Regions from separate parts of the Homo sapiens genome. Here regions 1 and 2 are each linked to region 3. The links are chromatin contacts, found by Hi-C in ENCODE. All regions are on one chromosome and are shown on one strand. Each heading gives the region's core, a stretch centred on a gene start or an enhancer-like site at or near the end of the contact. The rest is flanking DNA. Distances are from core to core; before and after follow the strand shown.

Evidence for each region. Hi-C counts contacts between places; a loop is a spot of excess contacts on that map. Pooled maps may share reads with other maps.
Region 1: a loop to region 3 is called in a map with no recorded cell type, with 18 times the contacts of the local background. The contact joins the promoter of NKX2-2 here to the promoter of THBD in region 3. A Hi-C loop is called at or near these places in 4 of 37 single-sample maps with no recorded cell type and 6 of 50 pooled maps.
Region 2: a loop to region 3 is called in a map with no recorded cell type, with 8 times the contacts of the local background. The contact joins the promoter of PAX1 here to the promoter of THBD in region 3. A Hi-C loop is called at or near these places in 2 of 37 single-sample maps with no recorded cell type and 6 of 50 pooled maps.

What each region holds. Positions count from the first base shown.
Region 1 is chr20:21,512,778-21,516,315 of GRCh38, reverse strand. NKX2-2 (NK2 homeobox 2) reads left to right here and starts at 2,252. Exons shown (of 2, transcript NM_002509.4): 1 at 2,252-2,905. The coding sequence starts at 2,647. RefSeq lists an enhancer at 55-555.
Region 2 is chr20:21,703,565-21,706,962 of GRCh38, reverse strand. PAX1 (paired box 1) reads right to left here and starts at 1,299. Exons shown (of 5, transcript NM_001257096.2): 1 at 965-1,299; 2 at 1-525. The coding sequence starts at 1,250. LINC01726 (long intergenic non-protein coding RNA 1726) reads left to right here and starts at 3,378. Exons shown (of 5, transcript NR_109878.1): 1 at 3,378-3,398.
Region 3 is chr20:23,048,351-23,051,626 of GRCh38, reverse strand. It overlaps THBD (thrombomodulin), which reads left to right and starts at 1,955. Exons shown (of 1, transcript NM_000361.3): 1 at 1,955-3,276. The coding sequence starts at 2,123.

The DNA.
Region 1 (3,538 bases), core at 1,003-3,502, 1.5 Mb after region 3:
GAGGGGGAGAAAGGAGAAAAGAAAAAGTAGGAGGAGAAAGAGGAATCGGGGAGCGTCGACATGAAGGGGTTTCCTTAATATTGTGGACGGATTCAGAAATGAATGAAGAGATAGTCCATTGAAAAGGGTTGAATGCCATGACAACTAGGAACAACCTTAGATTTATTCCAAACAGTTAGGACACATTGAAAGAGAGCGTCAATCATGTATTATTTCGCCACTGAAATAAATGCAAAAACCGAGCCGGGACAAAGGCTTCCAACGGGAGCGGGACATTTGTCTACATTTCGCTCATTGTCCGCAGCTTAGCAATCGGTTTGTATTTGTGTTTGCCCGGGTCCGACCACCCAGGACGCGCCGACGAGGGGCTTGCTCTAACCTGGGCCATTGTCACCCACGTCACATACTGGGGGCGAGGCAGCTAGGGCTGCAGAAAGCCGCCGAGCGGCTCGGGGAGAGGTGCCCTCACCCAGCGCTGGCAACCCGGGGGCAGCTGGGGCGCGGCGGCGTCCGCTGCAGCTGCGCGCGAGGAGGACCCGGTGCCCGCGCGCTCAGCTTGGCCCGCGCGGAGGAGCCCAGGTTGTGGGAAGACTAGACCTGGACCCCGCAGGGGTGGCCTTCTGTGCCCCTCCCCGCCCCCAGACAAAGCTCCTTCCTGACACTCCTCTGGGGCGAACGAGCATCAGGTAGCCAATCTACACCCCTGCACCCCCCCCCCAAAAAAGTTTTAACTAGAAGAAGGGGTGGCAAATGCGGCGTGGTCTTTTCCAACCCCAGCGCCGAGGAGGAAGTGCAAGTCCCGGGAAAGTTCAGTTCCCAGAGCCGAGAGTGGCTGGAAACTTCACACTAACCTGACTTAACCTGGAAACGTGGAGCGCGTACTCCGAACGCACCCAAGGCGTCCAAAAAGAGACCACACTAAAGAACTCGCGTGGGAGAAGAAAACTGGGGAGAAAACGAGGCATCGTCGGGCCACCCAGCGACCCCCCTCCCCCGCAGCTTTCTGGGTCTTCACCCAGGCTGGAGACACAACCCCCACCCCCACCCCCGCAATCCCGCCCCGCCGCCTTCCCGCTGCTCCACCTCTAGCCAGAGGCTGGAGAGGGAGGGGGCCGGAGAGGGAGGGATAATAGAGGGCAGGAAAGAGCAGGGCCGTCTGCCCTTTCCTCCACCCGGGGAAAGAGGCCCGCAGAGCCCAGAGGCAGCAGGGCCAGGGTCCGACCCCAGACGAAGTTGGAGCTCCTCACTCTTACCCCGCCCTCCCCGGGACCGCCCGCAAAGCAGAAAGTGAACTGCGCGTCCTCCTTGGCCGCAGAGAGGTGGAGGCGGGGGGTTGGGGGTGGGAGGTGGGGGGAGGCGGAGTGAAGGAAATAAATGAGTCTTTAGCAAATAAAGGGCGGCTGGAAGGGGGCGGGTCGCTTGGTGGTGGCTCTGGCCGGCCCGGAGCGGAGCTCTCTCCTGGGTTTTGGGCTCTCTCGCGGTTAACTGGAATCAATTACTTGCCTTGTCATTTCTAGCACTCATCCTTAAGCCTCAACCAAAATATTGACCTAGGAGGCTTACAGAAGTTGGGCTCTTGCCATTTGAACCGGATCTTGTTTAGGCAACCACCAACGATGGAAAGGAGAGATTTCCGCAGCTCGGCCTTCGCCCCCTCCCCCTTTTCCAAAGGCGCCACAAATCGCCAATTTTCCGGCTTGCCGGGGGTGGGCGCGCGGGGGCGGGGAGGTAGGAACCGGTGAATGTTAAAGAGGATTTTTTCCCTCCTCCTGGTTTCTGTTTTGTTTTCTCCCCTCCTCCTCCCCACCCCCACCTTTTTTAAGATGCAATTTGTTAAAACGGCCCTTTCAAGTGTGTGGACTCGCGAGCGACGCGGTGGCCCTTTGTATGTAAATACTGGGTTTAAAAAAAAAAAGGCTCGCCCCGTCTTTGCAATTAATTGACACGTTACACCTCTCATCTTGCTCTAGAGGGCCGTTGGCTGGGAGCGCGGAGCTCCCCAAAACCCACAATTTCACATCTGCAAATACTGTCTTCATCCACTTGACTCCCAAGACCCGCCCACACGTGGCCAACCTTTGCGTTTTTAATGTCTCTTCCCCCTTTTTTCCACCCTTCTCCCGCTCCCTCTCTCGCTCCCCCTCCCTCCCTCTTTCTTTCCCTCCCTCCCTCTCTTTCTCCCCCTCTCCCCGCCTCCCCAGGTTCGTGAGTGGAGCCCAGCCTTATATGGACTGATCGCTCGGGCAATGGCCCATTTTTTCCTCGCCACCAGCCGCCACCGCGCGCCGAGCGGCCGCCGGAGCCCGAGCTGACGCCGCCTTGGCACCCCTCCTGGAGTTAGAAACTAAGGCCGGGGCCCGCGGCGCTCGGCGCGCAGGCCGCCCGGCTTCCTGCGTCCATTTCCGCGTGCTTTCAAAGAAGACAGAGAGAGGCACTGGGTTGGGCTTCATTTTTTTCCTCCCCATCCCCAGTTTCTTTCTCTTTTTAAAAATAATAATTATCCCAATAATTAAAGCCAATTCCCCCCTCCCCTCCCCCAGTCCCTCCCCCCAACTCCCCCCTCCCCCGCCCGCCGGGGCAGGGGAGCGCCACGAATTGACCAAGTGAAGCTACAACTTTGCGACATAAATTTTGGGGTCTCGAACCATGTCGCTGACCAACACAAAGACGGGGTTTTCGGTCAAGGACATCTTAGACCTGCCGGACACCAACGATGAGGAGGGCTCTGTGGCCGAAGGTCCGGAGGAAGAGAACGAGGGGCCCGAGCCAGCCAAGAGGGCCGGGCCGCTGGGGCAGGGCGCCCTGGACGCGGTGCAGAGCCTGCCCCTGAAGAACCCCTTCTACGACAGCAGCGACAACCCGTACACGCGCTGGCTGGCCAGCACCGAGGGCCTTCAGTACTCCCGTAAGTAGCAAAACTTGGCTGCCGAGGCCGTGGTCCCCTCCATTCCTGCAGCCGCAGCCCGGGTTGGACGCTGGGAGTGAAAGGGGAAGGGGCCATGTAAGCCCGGACCCCCTCACTCGGATCCGTAGAAAGATTTTTAACACCTGTATAGGATGTCCTCTGCCCTCCTCTTCAAGCCTCCTTAGTTCCGGGAAAGAACTTGGTCTCCAAAATTTTTTTCAATGCGAGAAGTTAAGGAGAAAGAGGGAGAAGGGCTATACCTCCCAGGGGCTGGTATATGATGTCAACCCGGACCGATGGCTCCAGCCGCAGCCCCCGGACTCCGGCCGCTGGGAGGGACTGGCCTGGCGCCCTGGAGGTAGCCAGCGAGCCTCGTCCGGGTACGGGTGGAGGGTGGGGAGGCTTCGGGTGGCCCGGGTATAAATAGCTCACCCTGCCCCCTGCGCGATCATAGAGGACGCTTTGTGCAGTGCAGGGGGTGTCTAGAAGGCCCGAAAGCAGAAACGAAAGCCCCCAAAAACCTGCCTTAAATGGCCGAGCCGATCAATGCTGGGATTGTGGGGTATTTCTTTTAAAAATCTGCCCACGTCTCGCCGGAGAGGAAACCGCTTAAGGGCGCCGGAGCCCTTAACC
Region 2 (3,398 bases), core at 50-2,549, 1.3 Mb after region 3:
GGTGGCTGCCCATCTTGGCGCCCGTGGGCGACACGGGACTGGGGTAGGGGTACTGGTAGATGTGGTTGTAGGGCAGCGTAGGCTGCGACGGCGGCTGCTTACTTGCCTCGTACGGTCCGGGCTGCGCCAGGCTGCCGATCTTGTTGCGCAGGATGCGGCTGATGGAGCTCACCGAAGGCACATTGTACTTGTCACAGACGCCGTCGGCCAGCAGCCGGTCGCGGATCTCCCAGGCAAAGATGCCAGGGTCTCCTTGCTTGTAGTCCCGGATGTGCTTGACCACGTTGGGAGTGGTGACGCGGGGCTTGCTCCCCCCGATGGCCCCGGGCAGAATGGAGCCGGTCTCGTTGTAGCGCGCCAGGATCTTGCTCACGCAGCCGTGGGATACGCGGAGCTGCCGACTGATGTCACAGGGTCGGATGCCCAGCTGCGCCAGCTCCACAATGCGCAAGCGGATGGCGTTGGGCAGGGGGCGGCCGTTGACGAACACACCGCCCAGCTGGTTCACCTCGCCATACGTCTGCTCTGCGGATGCGCCAGACAAGAGTGAGCCGGAGGGGGAGAAAACACCCGGCGGGTTAGCCAAGGGTCCCCACGCGGAGCGAGGGACTGCACCCAGGCGCACTTCCAAAGGTGACCTGTGGGTCCCCAGACAGCTCGGAGTCCAAGGGCAAACCGCCTGGGTCTGGCTTGGAGTGGGCAAGGGCGCAGAGGAGCCGCGGAGTGGAGCGCGGCGCATTGTAGCCCTCCGTGCCCTTTCGCGACTTTTAGCGCGTCTACTTGGAACACTCCCTTCCCAGACTTGCTCAACTGCCCCCTGAAGGCTGGGGATCAGAGGAGAATGCAGCTTCTCCAGGACCCAGGACTGGGTCGCCCAGGGAAAGCGGACGAGAGGGAAGGGAGGCAGGCGGACCCGACCCACCTCATCAGCCCTCCCGAGCCCTGCCTGTCGCCCGCCCCTTACCCATAGCGAGCGGGCCGGCCAGCTGCCTGGCGCCGGGGTGGCCGGGGTGGCCGGGGCTGGGCCCGGCGCAGTCCGGGAGAGCTTGGGCGCCGCCGCCGCCGCGTGAGAGGCATAGAGGGAGGGCGCCCGAGAGCCGAGAGCCGCGGCGGCCCAGCCGCGGGCTGGAGACGCGCTGTGCGCGGCAGCGGAGCGCGCTGCCGCCCGCTCCAGGGCCTGCCGCCGCCGCTGCTGCCCCCTCCCAGGACACTCTCCACGCCCGCGACCCCAGGCCCAGGGTGAACTTCATCCGATTGGGAGAAATTCGTCTGACCGGGAGGCTGCAGCGTGCGGGAATCAATTTGACGTGTCCTCCACGTCAATCTCGGCAGTCACGCCGGAGACGCGCGAGTTGGCAGCTCATTGGTTCCCGTCACTGCGCCCCAGCGCCCCCCTCCCCGCCCTGAAACTCTACCCCCTCCTTCTATCCTCCCCCCTCGGCCCTCTTCCACCACCCCCCCGGAACCCACCCCTCTACACACACACACACACACACACACACACACACACACACACACACGTCCCAACCCCAGCTGGGCCTGGGACCTTCCACTGCTCTGAGCCCCTTTCAGCCCCCTTCCTCCTCTAGCTTTGGGAATGAGGGGGAAGTCATCTCAAATTGATTAGTGTGTTAGTACTAGTACTCGTTTTCGTTTTGGTTTTAGTTTTATTTCCGCCACCATTAATAATAAGATAGAGAATAAAAGTTTATCGTGGAAAGGTGTTTCGGGTGTGGCTCTCTCTACCTCCCCACTCCCGGGGCAGCGGCCGGGGAAGGGTGGGATCAGTACCCCAGCTGGCTGGGAGTGTCAAGGTGAGCGTCCAGCGCGGTGCAGGGCTCCTGTCAGGAAGACACAAGGCGGAACTTGTGTCCCATTCCTGGCCAGGTCCTCAATCCTTCTCTCAGGAAATCTTCACGTTTAATAGCCAACCACTCTTGGAATAGTGGGGGTGATTTCGGTGATGCGAGAGGGGCACGGTCCAAATCCTGTCTCCTACAGCCAGGCCCAGCCACCAGAACTCATCCCTCTCCAAGCAGTGACAGAAGGGGCAGGAGGCAAAAGGATCCCGATCTGCTGCTAAGGGGCGCATAGATCCGGCGCCCTCCTGTCCCCAAGCGCGACCGGCGGGAGGCCAAATGCATAGCTCCAGCTCTAGGTCTGAAGGACAAGTTCCTTTCTCCCTGGCGGTGGAATCTCGCACCACTCTATCCCAGGTGGCCTGGCCTCGTCTTTCTCCCAGCACCTGCAGCTTCAGGAAGTCTCTGTTAAACCACAGAATGGTCATTTCTCCTTCATTTAAATGAGGTTTTGCGCAGCCCTGAATTATTCACCCCTGAGATTGAACATCAACAATTTCTCTGTTTCTACCCTGCACCAAAGCAGTTCTGAACTCCCCAACCTGTGCAGCTAACTGTGTCCGGGAGCCATGCGGTGAGGGCCAAGAGGAGGAAACTCGTGGTTTTGAACATGAACTGATTTGAGGGGGTCAGGATCTGAGAGCTCTGAGGTTGAGCCCAGTAAGCACCAAAGGCATTGGGCTGAATGTGCTAGACCAGGAAGAGGGCATAGGGGAGAGAGTAGGAACAGCCGAGGTTTCTGAGACTCCCAGCGCTCCCCTGGAGGAGAGAACCCTCTTCCCCTCCCTCCTGCCCACCCCAAGGGTCTAGCTCTCCTTAGCCACCCAGAGTTGAGTATGGCGCCAGCGCGGTGACAGTGGCTGAGGAGCACATGGACCCTATCAGCCCACCCTGGGGAGCCATGGCTGCGGAGGCCCCGACCCCTTTGCCTCCGCTGTAGGGCCAGAGAGCATCCCTGGCTCCTAATCCACCTGTCTAAATGTATCTGTCAGGAGTGACTGGCTCATAATTCCTGGACTCTCTAGAGAGAGCACGCGGTGGGGCCACAGACAAGAATTACTCCTGGAAAAAGAAAAATCAGGTTTAAAAGAAGTGAACTCTTCCTCTCCGGCGGCATGAACACAGTACAGTCTCTGGCTCTGGGAGGTCCTGGAGACCTGGAGGAGGTTTGAGGGTCAGTGCACTGGCAGGAGGGTGCGAGAGTGGGAGCAGGGGAAGCTATGTAGAAGATTAGGCCTGTCCATGACAGCGTAGGTTTGGAGTAAGGAACAGGGAAAGGGAATGGTTTGGATTAAAGTGGGCACGCCTAAGCCAGGAGTTCCGCGAAGGCAGCGAAGAGAGGACTAAGCACGCACAGTATGCTCGGGGCTCCGGGGGTGCGGGGAGTGGGGACGCACCCTGCCCAGTGCTCTCCATTGCGGAATCTGCTAGCTTCGTCGGGCGCGAGATACCAAGAAAGGTTGATTTCCAGACCTTGGAGTCTCTGAGATAAAGGAACGCCACATCCCTGCCTCAGTCCAGTGGATACTCGTGATCCGG
Region 3 (3,276 bases), core at 706-3,205:
ACGAGGTTCCTGCCCTTATCTGAAGCTCCACCCTCACCCCCATGGCGGCACCGCAGGCAGCCCTGCTTTTGCGTCCCGCGTAGGCAGGCTGTGCACCGGAGTCACGACCCCCTGATTCAGCCTAGGCAGCCACAGCTTGACTGCTCCCGCCGGACAAGCCCTACTGTGCTATCTGCCGCTCTTCCCTTCCTCTTCCCAGGGGGTCCGCGTCAGGGGAGGCGCAGCTGTGTGCATTCCGGGAGCTTCAGACCCCCGTGTCCAGCAGCTCCTTCGTTTCCTGGGTGCTGGGGCGGCCTTCCCAGCGAAGAGCTCAACTCAGCGGGACGTTTGGAGGCTCTCTGCCCCAAGGCGCTGGGGAGTGTGCGGCGGGACAGTCGTGCTTGCCTTTTTCACTTTCAGAGTGTCCACGCCCCACCCGTTTGGTCACTGCAGGTCAGTCCAGTCCAGCCCGGCCCACCCCACCGGTGCGTGTCTGTCGCACGTGGCAGACGCCATACTCTCTGTTCTTGTTTAAAGCCCAGGATCTACTGGGCCCTGGAGGCAAGAGGTGAACGCAGCGGAATCCACGCTGAGCTGCCCGGGAACGGAGCTTCCAACCCCAGAAGGAGGACTCTGTGCTCCTACACCTTAACCCTTTTTAGCCCGAAACTTCTCCAACTTCCTTGGCTTTGTTTAGAGCTCGACAGCGCCGCCCCCTGGCGCTCGTTGTGAGGACAGTAGAGGAGAGAGGCAAGGGTGTTTTTAAACAGTTTGCCTCTCACCATTATGGGGGCGACCCGAGGGGGAGACCCACTCTTCCGCATTCCCGGTAAGTGAACCACCGGAAGAGGTCGAAAGTGACGGATTCCCATGTCCTCCTCCAGCCCCCCCCCCACCCTGCCCATCCACAGGACGGTGGCTCTTCAGTGCCCTTTGCCGAGCAAGTGGCGTTTCTATGCACGTGGGTATCAATTCGGACTCTGGACGAAATGGAAACCTCCTTAGCCGACCCGGGTGGGATCAGCTGGGATCCTGCGCGCTCCCCTGGGGGGTTGCCAGCCACTCTGTTGGGGTGCAAGAAGCACCATCCTTCGGAAGCTGGGCCGAAACTGGCCAGGCTGACTCGCTCCCACGCGCCCGCCCCTACCCGGCGCCGCAGCAATTCACCTGCCACCGCCTCTGAGCCGGGTCCGGACTTCGGCGCCCTGACAGTGTCCCCGCGACTTCCCCACCCGATGAGATGGGGTCTGGCGTTGGCCAGTGCGTGTCCAGGGACTCGCGGGTCCCTGGCCAGCCATGGGGCAGAGGGCGCTGGTGTTAGGCCAGTCTTCCCCACCCTGCCCCGTCACCCCAGCCACACCCACTGTCCTGTGAGGCCAAGCGCGCTCCGCTGGTTTCCTGAGCCAGGCACCTTGGCCGCGGACAGGATCCAGCTGTCTCTCCTTGCGATCCTGTCTTCGGGGAAGTCCACGTCCTAGGCAGGTCCTCCCAAAGTGCCCTTGGTGCCGATCACCCCTCCCAGCGTCTTGCAGGTCCTGTGCACCACCTCCCCCACTCCCCATTCAAAGCCCTCTTCTCTGAAGTCTCCGGTTCCCAGAGCTCTTGCAATCCAGGCTTTCCTTGGAAGTGGCTGTAACATGTATGAAAAGAAAGAAAGGAGGACCAAGAGATGAAAGAGGGCTGCACGCGTGGGGGCCCGAGTGGTGGGCGGGGACAGTCGTCTTGTTACAGGGGTGCTGGCCTTCCCTGGCGCCTGCCCCTGTCGGCCCCGCCCGAGAACCTCCCTGCGCCAGGGCAGGGTTTACTCATCCCGGCGAGGTGATCCCATGCGCGAGGGCGGGCGCAAGGGCGGCCAGAGAACCCAGCAATCCGAGTATGCGGCATCAGCCCTTCCCACCAGGCACTTCCTTCCTTTTCCCGAACGTCCAGGGAGGGAGGGCCGGGCACTTATAAACTCGAGCCCTGGCCGATCCGCATGTCAGAGGCTGCCTCGCAGGGGCTGCGCGCAGCGGCAAGAAGTGTCTGGGCTGGGACGGACAGGAGAGGCTGTCGCCATCGGCGTCCTGTGCCCCTCTGCTCCGGCACGGCCCTGTCGCAGTGCCCGCGCTTTCCCCGGCGCCTGCACGCGGCGCGCCTGGGTAACATGCTTGGGGTCCTGGTCCTTGGCGCGCTGGCCCTGGCCGGCCTGGGGTTCCCCGCACCCGCAGAGCCGCAGCCGGGTGGCAGCCAGTGCGTCGAGCACGACTGCTTCGCGCTCTACCCGGGCCCCGCGACCTTCCTCAATGCCAGTCAGATCTGCGACGGACTGCGGGGCCACCTAATGACAGTGCGCTCCTCGGTGGCTGCCGATGTCATTTCCTTGCTACTGAACGGCGACGGCGGCGTTGGCCGCCGGCGCCTCTGGATCGGCCTGCAGCTGCCACCCGGCTGCGGCGACCCCAAGCGCCTCGGGCCCCTGCGCGGCTTCCAGTGGGTTACGGGAGACAACAACACCAGCTATAGCAGGTGGGCACGGCTCGACCTCAATGGGGCTCCCCTCTGCGGCCCGTTGTGCGTCGCTGTCTCCGCTGCTGAGGCCACTGTGCCCAGCGAGCCGATCTGGGAGGAGCAGCAGTGCGAAGTGAAGGCCGATGGCTTCCTCTGCGAGTTCCACTTCCCAGCCACCTGCAGGCCACTGGCTGTGGAGCCCGGCGCCGCGGCTGCCGCCGTCTCGATCACCTACGGCACCCCGTTCGCGGCCCGCGGAGCGGACTTCCAGGCGCTGCCGGTGGGCAGCTCCGCCGCGGTGGCTCCCCTCGGCTTACAGCTAATGTGCACCGCGCCGCCCGGAGCGGTCCAGGGGCACTGGGCCAGGGAGGCGCCGGGCGCTTGGGACTGCAGCGTGGAGAACGGCGGCTGCGAGCACGCGTGCAATGCGATCCCTGGGGCTCCCCGCTGCCAGTGCCCAGCCGGCGCCGCCCTGCAGGCAGACGGGCGCTCCTGCACCGCATCCGCGACGCAGTCCTGCAACGACCTCTGCGAGCACTTCTGCGTTCCCAACCCCGACCAGCCGGGCTCCTACTCGTGCATGTGCGAGACCGGCTACCGGCTGGCGGCCGACCAACACCGGTGCGAGGACGTGGATGACTGCATACTGGAGCCCAGTCCGTGTCCGCAGCGCTGTGTCAACACACAGGGTGGCTTCGAGTGCCACTGCTACCCTAACTACGACCTGGTGGACGGCGAGTGTGTGGAGCCCGTGGACCCGTGCTTCAGAGCCAACTGCGAGTACCAGTGCCAGCCCCTGAACCAAACTAG